Linked DNA regions of Homo sapiens: all the other regions are linked to region 2. Evidence: chromatin contacts called from ENCODE Hi-C or POLR2A ChIA-PET data. All regions are on one chromosome and are shown on one strand. Each heading gives the region's core, a stretch centred on a gene start or an enhancer-like site at or near the end of the contact. The rest is flanking DNA. Distances are from core to core; before and after follow the strand shown. Region 1 has its middle 49 kb from the start of NFKBIA. Region 2 holds the start of FAM177A1 (family with sequence similarity 177 member A1). Region 3 has its middle 37 kb from the start of CFL2. Region 4 has its middle 19 kb from the start of NFKBIA.

Region 1 (2,998 bases), core at 450-2,949, 310 kb after region 2:
CTACAGGCACTCACTACTGTGCCAGGCTAGTTTTTTTGTATTTTCAGTAGAGATGGGATTTCACCATGTTGGCCAGGCTGGTCTCAAGCCCCTGACCTCAGGTGATTAGCCCACCTCTGCCTCCCAAAGTGCTGGGATTACAGGCGTGAGCCACCGCGCCTGGCCTAAAGAATATTTTCTATCCTGCAGTTGATTGAATCCTTGGATGCAGAACCAGCAGGTACGGAGGGCCAACTGTCATGACACATTAGTGGAATATATGTGGCCATTTCAAATGAAATAGATCGCATAGGCTGAAATGGACAGATCTCTGAGAAACATTACTGTTTTTTTAAAGTGAGGCATAGAATACTATGTATAGTTGTTTTCCATTTGCATTTTTAAAAAAGAATCTATATAAAAATACATACATGTTTATGCACGAACTTTTTTTTTTTTTTAGACAAAGTCTCTCTCTGTTGCCCAGGCTGAAGTGCAGTGGCACAATCTTGGCTCGCTGCAACCTCTGCCTCCCAGGTTCAAGCAATTTTCCTGCCTCAGCCTCCTGAGTAGTTGGGATTATAGGCGCATGCCACCACACCCGGCTAAGTTTTTATGTTTTTGGTAGAGATGGGTTTCACCATTTTGGCCAGGCTAGTCTCGAACTCCTGACTTCAAGTGATCCACCTGCCTTGGCCTCCTAAAGTGCTGGGATTGCAGATGTGAGCCACTGCGCCCGGCATGCACAAGCATTTCTAAAAGATCTCAGAGGTTTAAAAATCTATACCTAGGCTGGGTGTGGTGGCTCATGACTGTAATCTGAAGCACTCTGGGAGGCTAAGGCAGGAGGAGTGCTTGAGCCTAGGAGTTCCAGACTAGCCTGGCAACAGAATGAGATCCTGTCTCTAAAAAAAATAACAGGCTGGGCGCGGTGGCTCACGCCTGTAATCTCAGCACTTTGGGAGGCCAAGATGGGCAAATCACTTGAGGTCAGGAGTTTGAGAACAGCCTGGCCAACATGGTGAAACCCCATCTGCAAAAAATACAAAAATAAGCCGGGTGTGGTGTGCGCACCTGTAGTCCCAGCTACTCGGGAGACTGAGACACAAGAATCGCTTGAACCCGGGAGGCAGAGGTTGCAGTGAGCCAAGATTGTGCCACTGCACTCCAGCCTGGGCGACAGAGCGAGACCCTGTCTCAAAAAAAAAAAAAATGGCCCAGCATGGTGGTACATGCCTGTAGTCCTAGCTACTTGAGAGGCTGAGGTGGGAGGATCATTTGAGCCCAGGAGTTGGAGGCTGCAAGGAACCAAGATCACACCACTGGCACTCCAGCGTGGGTGACAGAGCAAGACCCAGTCTCTAAAATCTGTATCTCTCTATTCTCACGGAGTGATGTGGTGCTATTTGAATGGGTTAGCATCTGTGGCTGTTCTATCTTTCTGGTGGCACAAAAGGGACAGGAATAAGCAGTAGCAGACACATAGTGGGAGGAAGGCACAGCAAGCCCTTCTGCAGGTCCAGAACCAGGGCTGGGGGCAGGTTTGTGAGGGTAATTGACACTTTCCATGTGGACAGCCTCAGATATCAGGGGCTGAGTCATAGCCACCCTAGAGGCTGTGACAAAAGTCCACAAGTTTTCAAAGACTGACGTATTCTAGAACAGTTTATCCTTAAGGAAGGAGCACTTGGGAGGCTCCAGGTGGGGCTGGGAGGGACCAAGAAGGAGGTGTCTGTAGGGAGAGGCAGAGAATCAGCCCTCTTGTCACTGGCTGTGTTGTTGTCACCCTGCCAGGTACCACAGAGATCATGACAATGACTCCAGATAGACCCACACTGCTCCGGAAATGGAAACTCCTATTTCTCAACAAAATCCACCTAAGCTCAAAGGTGAAATCAACAAAGAGTTTTAAAGATCATTTTAGATTATTATGAAGAAAGATGCAAATGATAGCACAAGACTGAAAAAGAAATTCAAAGCCCAGTAACGTATGAGTAATGAGGAAACTAAAATCACAAATTCAGAAAGAACCAATTCACGTTCAAACAAGGAGATCCCATTTTCCACTTATCAGATTAGCAAAAATGTTAAGAATTGCTACTATTCAGTGTTAGTGAGGGTGTGGGAAAACAGGCATTCTCAAGCTCCCCACATGTCATAGAGGAGTGAAAATCAGCCCAAACTTTTTGGAGAACAATTAGTCAGTAATAACATGTCAAATGTGGATTCACTCTGATTCAAAAATTCTATTTCTGGGAATCCACCCTCTGATGTTGTCACACAAGGCATATGCAAGGATGTTCGCCAAGGTGTTGATTATCTAGTAAAATGCTGGAAACAACTTAGCTATCAATTAGAGACTGGATAAATAACTTACAGTGTATCCACACTGTGGAACCCTTAAGAGACTGAGGTAGATTTATATACAGTGACATGGAAGATCTCTAAGACACATTGACAAGTGAAATTAACAAATCAAAATATGACACATTAGTATAATTATATATATATGTATATATATTATATGTATTTAAAGTCTCTCCCAAATGCTAAGTCTATATCATTCATAGAAACAGGTATGGAGTCTGGGTGCAGTGGCTCATGCTTGTAATTCCAACATTTTGGGAGGCTGAGGTGGGAGGATTGCTTGAGACCAGGAGTTCTAGACCAGGTAGGGCAATATAGCAAGACCCCATCTCTCTATTTCTAAAAAAATAAATCCATGAAACAATGTAAGAAGAAAAAACAGGTCTGGAAGGAGATACACACACAATGAAGAGTAGTTACCTCGAAGGGGAAAGGAGAATTGGAAGGAGGTGATAAAGGGGGATTATAAATTTTACTCCATATATTTCTGTGTTGGATTTTTAATTTTATCTTATTTATTTATTTTTCATTTCTTTGAGACAAGATCTGAGCTCTGTCACCCAGGCTGGAGTGTAGTGGCATGATCATGGCTCACTGCAGCCTCAACCTCCTGGGCTCAAGTGATCCTCCCACCTCAGCCCCCGAGTAGCTG
Region 2 (2,844 bases), core at 345-2,844:
GAAGTTCGATACTAGCCTGGCCAACATGGTGAAACCCCGTCTCTACTAACAATACAAAAATTAGCCGGGCGTGGTAGTGCACAACTGTAATCCCAGCTACTTGGCAGGCTGAGGTGGGGGAATCGCTTGAACCCGGGAGGCGGATGTTGCAGTGCGCCAAGATTGCGCCATTGCACTCCAGCGTGGGTGAGACCCCATCTCAAAAAAAAAAAAAAAGAAAAAAAAGAAAAAGAAAATTGTAATTTGATATTTAATTGCCACTTTGGAAAATAAAATCATGCATTTATAAATATCCCACAAAGTTTTAGTAATAAAGATTGTTGATTGCCCTGCTTGCCAGTAAGAAGGAAGAGATTTTGAATACATATAATGCAGAACTGTGTTGTTTATGAATGCCAATTCATGAAGTCTTAACAATTGGTTCTTTATTTTTGTTTTCAATTTATGGCCGAGTTTGGTTTTGCTGTTTTGGACTGTCTCAACTCCCTGCTGATGCCACCATACAGAGTCAGATCAGGTACTAACTTGTTTACTTCAGCAGCAACCTAACTTGATTTTATTACCAGGATAGAGAGCAATATGGATTTCCAACTAGTTTTTAAGGCGTAGATGGTTTTCAAATGATTATTTGTTTTTTAAAGTTTTTGGTTTTGTTTTTAGGTTCCAGTTATACATAGAATAGGAAGTGTACAATAACATTAGGCAGAGGGTAAGGAGAAGAACTTTGGCACAGAAGAGAAAGGAATATTTAATATTTGGGCCTGCTGTTGCTATGATGAAAAACATTTACAAGGTCATACAACTTTAGGGAGCATTTCTGAATTGAGACTAGTATGAAAATGGAATTTAAAGTATCAAATGAAGCCTCCCATAGCCAAAATAATGTATGTTTTGGTTTTGCCCCCTACATATTTGTGAAAACTTTCATGCTAAAACAACAATATACCATTTACCTGCAGAACCTCAGACTTGTTTGATGTTGAAGTCATGCAGTAATTGCATGATTTTTTACTTTCGTTGAACATTGCGAAAGACGGAAAAAATCTGGGACGCCCCCTCTAACATACGCACACGACTTTAAGACACAGATAAAACATTCCTTACATTTGTCAAGATGGAAGCTTACTACTGCCCTTTGCTCTCCTTCAGGTCTTTTCACTTAACACTTTCTACAGTTATACTTAAGTATTTCAGACAAGAGTAAGCAAATATCACGCCTGGGGTTCTTCTTTCGAGGGTATTTTGGCTGGACTGTCACCCACGTTTGGAATGGAAAGTGCAGCACGAGCCGTACATTTTACATTTTTCAGCAACCACATCCCATCACTAGCCTTTGAAGTACAACGACACAGCTGTCTTCATTTTACAAGTGCAAAAACCGAGGTCCTGCGGGGTGACTGCCCCAGACGCCGCTGGTGACGGGCTGCGCCGAGGTCGAGACGCCAGGCTTCAGGTACACGTACCAGAAATGACGTCACAGGCGGTGCCAGGCGGGGATCCACGAGCTCTGGATGCTTGCTTGGCCGGAAGCGACGCCCCGCAAGGACCCGCCCCGCCCCGCCCCGCCCCGCGCGAGCCGGTAGTTGCGCCTCCCAGACTGCAGTTGGCCAGCTCTCGGGGTGCGGAGCCCGGCGGGCTAGGCGAGGCGCGGGCTGGCCCCGCCCCTCAGGCCGGCGAGTCCCCTTCTCAGAGACTTGGCTAGGCGCGGCGCGAGGCGGGCGCTGGGCGGGTGAGTCCCACTTCCCGACAGCCTGGCTCGGCCAGCGACTGGGCGGGGAGACCAAGGATGGAAGTGGGCTTACCGGCCATTACCCTCTTTCTCACCAGCGCCAGCAGCCCTGTGGTGGCGACGACGATGGACCAGGAGCCAGTGGGCGGTGTGGAACGAGGAGAAGCCGTCGCAGCCTCGGGAGCTGCGGCCGCCGCGGCATTCGGGGAATCTGCAGGGCAGGTAGGTGGGGCCGCCGAGGCTGACGTCCGGGGAGCCGAGCCGCCTCCTTGCCTTCTCCGCGGGCCGCTCTTTTAGCCTGCGCGGCCGTCCTCCGAGCAGGCCGCCCCAGCTTTGGAGTTCCTCCTCACTGCACCCCTGTTTCTGCTCACTGAGACCAGCTTGTGGGAAGGAGCGCCCCCCGCCTCACTCACCAACCCCTTGGCTGGCAGCACAGCAGACTCTGGGGCGGCCTCGGGTTCCTGGGGTGATAGTCCAGCTTCTGGTCTACCAGAGGAAGAAGAAAGGCGTGTCCCCCAAAGGCTGTCCTTGCAGTAGCTGGAAGCCAGGTGAGGGCGGCTTCAACCACTTCTCAGTCTCTTCTGGTGCGAGCGCCTGCCTGGGCATCTGCCCTTTGCTTGGCATATGCCAAACGTTTACCAGCTTTAATTCACTGGATCCTTACAGTAACCGCTCGAGGTGGGTGTTAGCCCCATTTCACCGCCGAGGCAACTAAGGCTCCGAGCTGCGCTGTCCAACATAAATAGAATGCAAGCTGCATTGAAAATTGTAATTTAAAATTTTCCAGTAGGCACGTTTTAAAAAAGTGAAACCGATATTAATTTTAATAGCATATCTTATTTAACCTAATTTATCAAAACAATTTCAACCTAAAATTACTATGAAAGTTATTAATGAAGTATTTGCATTCTCTTTTGGAGTCTTTTCTAAGTCTTTTAAATCCTGGGTGCATTTTACACGCATAGCATATCGCAGTTCTGGCTGACCACATTTCAAGTGCGCATTAGCCACATGTGGCTAGTGGTTACTGTATTGGACAGCGCTGGTTTAGAGAGTTAACGTTTCTTGCAACTTTTCAGTATTAGACAAAAAGACACTTTGGGAGGCCAAGGCGG
Region 3 (3,181 bases), core at 545-3,044, 370 kb before region 2:
CTGGGATTACAGGTGTGCGCCACCACACCTGGCTAATTTTTGTATTTTTAGTAGAGACAGGATTTCACCATGTTGGCTAGGCTGGTCTCAAACTCCTGACCTCACGTGGTCTGCCCACCTCGGCCTCCCAAAGTGCTGGGATTACAGGCATGAGCCACTGTGCCTGGCCAGGATTTCTTTTATTATTTATTTATTTTTATTTTTGAGACAGGGCCTTGCTCTGTTACCCAGGCTGGAGTGCAGTGGCACAATAATAGCTCTGGCTAATTTTTTTTTTTAATTTTTTTGTAGAGACGGGGACGGTGGTGGTTTCCCTATGTTACCCAGGCTGGTCTTGAACTCCTGGGCTCAAGCGATCCACCTACCTCGGCTTCCCAAAGTGTGGGATTACAGGCGTGAGCCACCACATCTGGCCTACTAGGATTTCTTAATCATCAGCACTCTTGTCTGAATCCACATTCATTGCCTGAACTCAAATGTAGTGGAGACCTATTTTCACATCAGCCTTTAATTAACCCTGCAAAACACTGACATGCTCTGAGCAGCCTGGCAGGACAGCAAACCATGCTCTTTTTCACCTTTTACAACCAGTGTACAAAATAGGATTATCATTTCCCCACAGACATCAAGAAATAACTAGAAGTTTACCAGGAATAAACTGTTAGGTGCCTCAGTTGCAGCAAAGTTCTTCTGGAGGTTGGAGGAAAGCTAATATTTGCTGAAGACCTAGTATTCAGGCATTTGGCAGGTGTTCAGCACACACAATCTCATTTCATGCCTCTGTGACCATGTCTACCTTATGGCTAGGGAAACTAAAGTTGCCCAAGGATACTCAGCTAGCTAGTGGCAGAGGTAGAAAGAAGCAAACCCAGATATTTTTGGCTCCACGTGCCTTTTCTTCAGAGGAGCTACCTCGACCTGCATTCAAACACTGCCACAATTATCCCTGCCACTTGCTGGGGTATGCTTCACAGTGGGGTCCATTTGCAGTGATTTCTGATTTTCCATATTTTAGAATTTTCCTGTTGCTTGCAATATGTCTTCTGTTCTTATGAAACTGCCCAAAACCAGGGCAATGGAGGTTTTTTTTTTTTTAAGGATCTTTTTTGTAGGGGCTGGATGGTGGGGGGTGGAGGTTGGGTGAGGGCAATGAAGGGAGATTGGTTTTTTATTCTGCGTACTTCCATAATGTTTGATTATTTTATGGTTAGAATGTATTCATGCATTACTTTTTTTTTGAAAAACAGAGAAGGCACCGGGCAAGGTGGCTCACGCCTATAATCCCAGCATTTTGGAAGGCCGAGGCGGGTGGATCACAAGGTCAGGAGTTCAAGACCAGCCTGACCAACATGGTGAAACCCCGTCTCTATTAAAAATCCAAAAATTAGCTGGGCATGGTGGCGCGCGCCTATAATCCCAGCTACTCAGGAGGCTGAAGCAGGAGAATTTCTTGAACCCGGGAGGCGGAGGTTGCAGTGAGCCGAGATCATGCCACTACACTCCAGCCTGGGCAACAGAGCGAGAGAGACTCCGTCTCAAAAAAAAAAAAAAAAAAAAAAAAAAAACAGAGAGAGAAGGAAAAAAAGCAGCTTTCTAGGCAAATACATGAAAACAATGTAGAAAGAGCCACAGTGCAGTATATATTCTATTTTTATGTTATATTTATAGTAATTTGAATATAAAGACCTCTGTTGAGAGGAAAAAAAGAGGACCAAAGTTTCATTATATGAATATTTGCTTCTCTTTGTCCCTCACACCCTACACACAGAAACACAAACAAAAGCCTCTCATTGTTTCCCCTGATGGAACAACGATGACTAAGTGGCTGCATAAATCATCCAGAGTTACCAAAACTTCATTCCCAGTCATTTGACACCATTTAGGGAGGACTGTGTTGGAAATGTGCAGCTGTTAAAGGCCCCACCACCCCCACTTAAGAATTAGGAGGCGTAAGAATAGGAAAGTAGTCAATACTACAGTCTCTAAGTGGAATATGGGTGTTTCATTTAAAGTTATTCCATCAATTTGAGGGTGAAAATATAATTCTCCCTTCCTTTGTCATAACTCAGGCACAGACTGTTTTCAAAATAAATTGAAGGCGAGAAGATTGAAAATTTTAGAGTTCGACTTGCAAATTAGAACCCGATGAATTTATTCACAGTCCAGTAGACAACTCTACAGTAAGGTTTGTACTGGTAAACTGGAGTGCTGTGGGGTTAATTTCTCAGAGATGAAGAACGGGTTAATAATCTCACCCTGATTATTCAGTATCTACTGAAAAGTGTTTACCACAGAGACGCAAGACAATAGAGACTGCATGCCACGTCCCCCTCTGCTATGACATACTCACACTGCTTTCAAACCATATTAATACCATGGATTGTGAATGCTCTACTCATTCTAGTTATTCGGGCAAAAATTCTCTTGTTAGTTGGCAAGAGCACCTCAAACCTCTTTTCAACCATCAGCAGTTAGTACTTTACTTTCCCTTGCTCACACCACCTGAATAATCAGGAATGCCTCTGTATTCATCAGTGCCTCCTTCACGGGGCAAATTGTGTATACTATACATATACACACACATATATACACACATATGCCCATATATGTATATATACATATATAGAGCTATATACTTATATGTGCATGTGTGCATGCGCGTGGGTGTGCACGTGTGTGTGCATGTGTGTGCATGTGTGTGTGTGCACATATGTGTGCGTGTGTGTGTGTGTATAGTGGCATGCACCATATAACAACATTTCAGTGAACCACAAACCACATATACAACAGTGGTCCCATAAGATTATAACACCATAGGCCGGGCGTGGTGTCTCACACCTGTAACCCCAGTACTTTGGGAGGCTGAGGTGGGCGGATCACCTGAGGTCAGAAATTCGAGACCAGCCTGGCCAACATGGTGAAACCCCGTCTCTATTAAAAATACAAAAATTAGCTTGGTGTGGTGTCACACGACTATAATCCTAGCTACTCGGGAGGCTGAGGCAGGAGAATTGCTTGAACCTGGGAGGTGGAGGTTGCAGTGAGTCAAATGCACACCGCTGCACTCTAGCCTGGGCAACAGAATGAGACTCCGTCTCAAAAATAAACAAATAAATAAATAAATAAAAAGATTATAACACCATATTTTTACTGCACTTTTTCTGTTTTTAGATGTGTTTAG
Region 4 (3,269 bases), core at 729-3,228, 340 kb after region 2:
GGGACAAGATGGCTGGTGGATGGGGTTCAGAGGACTTTCAGGCAGAAGCACCCCAAAAGTAAGTTTGTGTCTGCTGTGGGAAAGACTGTGGCAAGCAGGTGTGGCAGATGCATGAAAGGCCTGGGCACCCTGGAAGGACATCAGGCTTCATGCTGAGGGAGATGGGAAGCTTGTTGTGGGACAGTATGAAGGGTAAACTGAGGGAGGGAGGGGCCTACAGAGCCAGGACCTTCCTCAAGAGCCCTGGAAGCTTGGAGGCCAACACACCCAGCTGCCGTCTGCAGCGGCATTGGATGCAGCACAAATGGGGGAGAAGCCCTGGGGAGCAGTTTCAGGAGAGGAAGAGGGTGGGGAAAGGGCTCAGCAAGTTGGGGAACCAGTGGAATGGTGACAAGGCCAGGTGGAGGCTGGCTGTATTTTGGGGGCATCCAGTGCCCCATCCTAAGAGCACCCTGACCTCCTTGGAGGAGATCGCCTTATGCCCGCTTCCCTCAAGGAGGGCCAAAGGGGTCATATCCTTCCCAGCCAGCCCCAACCTGGGACAGGAATGTGGCGTCCCCTGGCCAATTGGTTGTTCTTGCCTAGGGCTTTGGCTCCTGAGTGAGTGAGATGAGGACACTGGTGGTAAGAGGTCCTTTATAAAAGCAGGTGCGGCAGCAGTGGCTGTGGCCCCGGGGTCCTGGCCGAGACTGGCTGACTGGCTTCCGTCCCCAGAGCCCTCACTTCCTGATTTTCCCAAGCCTGGTTTCCCCCTGTCTATTGTCCATTCTGTGAGCTCTCCCCACTGTGGACTTCCATTAAATTCCCCGCTGCTTAAACTAGCCAGAGTCAGTTTCCTGCTCCCAGACACAAGCATGGGCCTGAGTCAGCCGCTCAACTGACGTCCGTGGAGTCAGCTGGAGTCTCTGCAGTTTGCTCCTCACAGTGCATCTTGAACCTGATTCATTCCCCTGACCTCTCTCCAGATCTGCATTTTCTCACTCCTGGGCAGCTGCAGCTGCTTCCAGCCTGGGCTTCCTCCCAGCTCTCTACATCCTAAGTTCTCTTAAGTATCACTGCTGGACTTTGGTCCTGCAGACACCCCTGCTCAAGAAGTTCATGTGGCTCCCGCCGCCCAGTGGTCAAGTCCAGCGTCCATAGCCTTCTGTAGCCCGGCCCTGCCCCCTGCCCCGTGACTGGAGAAGCCCTGTGTTCTTGAGGGGCTCCAGGCGGGTCACCTTGCAGCCTTCTCCCAATGGAAAGCCTGTCCTAACCTTAGTGAGAGTTCAGGGTTGGGGGTTGGCTCTCTGGATCTGCGTCAGTGCTCCAAGCAACTGCCTTAGTGGGGCAGTCACTGACCCCCCTGGAGTTGCTGCCATCTACAGAAGGCCTGGGCTGGGTCAGGTGGCCGCTGGCCGTTCCTCACAGCGGAACGGATGCTCTGCAAAGGCCCTCCTGACTTTTGTTCACTTCGTCCCTTTGTGAGGCCCCAGCCCTGGCAGAGGTCATGGAGGGACCATCCAAAGGCCCCGCCTTCTCCACCTTCATCATTGCAATCCCATGAGCCAGGTGGGCACAGGTGGCTTGCACTGTGGAACCTCAGGAAAAAGGAGACAGGCATTGATGCCAGCCCCACAGAGGCACAGAGCTCTTCCTTGGCGCCTGCTGTGTGGACAAAGGCCTGGCCAGTGTGCGGAGTCTGGGGTTCTGTGATGCCACAGGCCCTGCCTCTGTGTGAGCTGCTGCCTGCAGGGCCTCCCTCACCCTGCAGCCTCATCACCTCCTGACCATTGCAGGCAACCGACCAAGCTCTCGTGTGAGGTGGGCACCCCCTGGGCTGTCTCTCCAGCTTACAAGAATGGCCCCCTTTCAAGTCATTGCCTTGAGCTGTCTAGACCCATCCAGGCAGGGTTTTAGCACAAGGCTCTCAGGAGTTAAACATGCCATGAAACATGCCCCACTTCCCAGGATATAATTAGACCAGAGTCCTCTCCCTGGGAGTGTGTGCGTGTCAGAGAGAGACAAAGAGAAAGAGAGGGAGGGAGGAAGGGAGGGAGGGAGGCGGAGATTGGCTGAGGGCCTGTCTCTGGTTCGGGGCCTGTCACCCATGAGCAGCTTGGCTCCCCGCTGAGTTCCCTCGCCTCTTGCCATTGGCAAGACACACGGAGGAAGGCTCCTGCAGAGAAGACAGACAGGCAAAGCTCCTCAGAGGGGAGCTGGCCAGGAGGCCCAGGCCTCACCCACCCCGTCACTGTCCTGGCTCTGAGGCCATCCTCACCCCTTGCTGCAGGGGCTTACCCATCTCCACTGGGTTAGGCTGTGTGCCCGACTGGCCTTTTTCCTCTGGGTATTTGGGGCATGCTCACCTGTGGACTAATGTTTTTGAGAACAAATTTTAAATGTTAATAGCCTTATTTTTTTTTTCTGATAAAGTAATAGAGGAAAACATTAAAAAGAGAGTAAATCTCCCTGCTTTGTTTTGCTTTGAGGGTCTGGCTCTGTTGCCCAGGCTGGAGTGCAGTGGCGCGATCTCAGCTCACTGCAGCCTTGACCTCCTGGGCTCAAGGGATGCTCTCACCTCAGCCTCTGGGACTAAAGGCATGTGCCACGACACTCAGCTAATTTTGTTTAGTTTTCGTAGAGACGAGGTCTCACTATGTTATCCAGGCTGGTCTCAAACTCCTGGGCTCAAGCAATCCTCCCACCTTGGCCTCCCAAAGTTCTGAGATTACAGGCAGGAGCCAAGGTGACTGGCCTATTGTTAGTTTTTTAAAGTGTGATTGTAGTATTAAGTTATAGTTTTATTTTTGTTTTTTAAAGAAGGTGGGGGGAGGGAAAGTGAGGAAAGGGGTAAAGGTTATATTTTTAAAGCATAGTCCTCCTGTTTTAGGGATAAGTACTAAAATAGGGATGACTTTACATGATATGACGACTGCTGCTTACTTTTGAAGCAGCTGTGTTGTCTAAGACATACCCTGGGGTTCTTTGTCTTGTGCCAGGAAAATTTAGGGCACGGACACACACGAGGAGTTTAGGAGTGGAGGTTTAATAAGCAGAAGAGAAGAGAAAGAGAAACAGTACTCTACGAGAGAGAAAGGTCTCCCAGTGGAAAAGACCAGCGGGCAGCAGATGTGCCACATTTTAAAGGCAGGTTTGAGGAGACGGTGTCTGATTTACATAGGGCTCACAGATTGGTTCAATCAAGTATGAGATTTACATAGCACCGGGAATGCTGGACGCCCTGCCCTAATCTTATTATGTAAATGAACTCTCCCGTTGACCAGCGCCAT

The links. A loop is a pair of places that touch in the nucleus more often than their neighbours do. ChIA-PET counts read pairs that join two places held with the same protein, here RNA polymerase II (POLR2A). Pooled maps may share reads with other maps.
Region 1: a loop to region 2 is called in a map of left ventricle myocardium superior, with 12 times the contacts of the local background. The contact joins the enhancer-like site here to the promoter of FAM177A1 in region 2. A Hi-C loop is called at or near these places in 1 of 168 maps with a recorded cell type or tissue (left ventricle myocardium superior) and 9 of 50 pooled maps. POLR2A ChIA-PET finds 5 or more read pairs at or near these places in 4 of 52 experiments (AG04450, HEK293, HepG2 and 1 more).
Region 3: a map of dorsolateral prefrontal cortex shows a loop between it and region 2 (3-fold over the local background). The contact joins the enhancer-like site here to the promoter of FAM177A1 in region 2. A Hi-C loop is called at or near these places in 5 of 168 maps with a recorded cell type or tissue (PC-9, chondrocyte, dorsolateral prefrontal cortex and 2 more), 1 of 37 single-sample maps with no recorded cell type and 18 of 50 pooled maps. POLR2A ChIA-PET finds 5 or more read pairs at or near these places in 3 of 52 experiments (MCF 10A, WTC11 and activated T-cell).
Region 4: a pooled map shows a loop between it and region 2 (3-fold over the local background). The contact joins the enhancer-like site here to the promoter of FAM177A1 in region 2. A Hi-C loop is called at or near these places in 3 of 50 pooled maps. POLR2A ChIA-PET finds 5 or more read pairs at or near these places in 11 of 52 experiments (A549, AG04450, MCF 10A and 7 more).

Annotation. Positions count from the first base shown.
Region 1 is chr14:35,354,618-35,357,615 of GRCh38, forward strand. No RefSeq gene overlaps it. Among named protein-coding and RNA genes, the nearest start is that of NFKBIA, 49 kb to the right of the region's middle. RefSeq lists an enhancer at 1,599-1,698. Within about 2 kb of position 1,700, at least 10 of the 41 ENCODE cell types and tissues checked have a DNase peak (open chromatin) inside an H3K27ac peak, as active enhancers do.
Region 2 is chr14:35,044,678-35,047,521 of GRCh38, forward strand. It overlaps FAM177A1 (family with sequence similarity 177 member A1), which reads left to right and starts at 1,595. Exons shown (of 5, transcript NM_173607.5): 1 at 1,595-1,951. The coding sequence starts at 1,787. RefSeq lists enhancers at 1,115-1,314, 2,035-2,304, 2,405-2,464 and a silencer at 1,435-1,784.
Region 3 is chr14:34,676,242-34,679,422 of GRCh38, forward strand. No RefSeq gene overlaps it. Among named protein-coding and RNA genes, the nearest start is that of CFL2, 37 kb to the right of the region's middle. Within about 2 kb of position 1,795, at least 6 of the 41 ENCODE cell types and tissues checked have a DNase peak (open chromatin) inside an H3K27ac peak, as active enhancers do; they include PC-9 and dorsolateral prefrontal cortex, where a contact is called at or near this core.
Region 4 is chr14:35,383,698-35,386,966 of GRCh38, forward strand. No RefSeq gene overlaps it. Among named protein-coding and RNA genes, the nearest start is that of NFKBIA, 19 kb to the right of the region's middle. RefSeq lists enhancers at 1,336-2,001, 1,781-2,303. Within about 2 kb of position 1,979, at least 26 of the 41 ENCODE cell types and tissues checked have a DNase peak (open chromatin) inside an H3K27ac peak, as active enhancers do.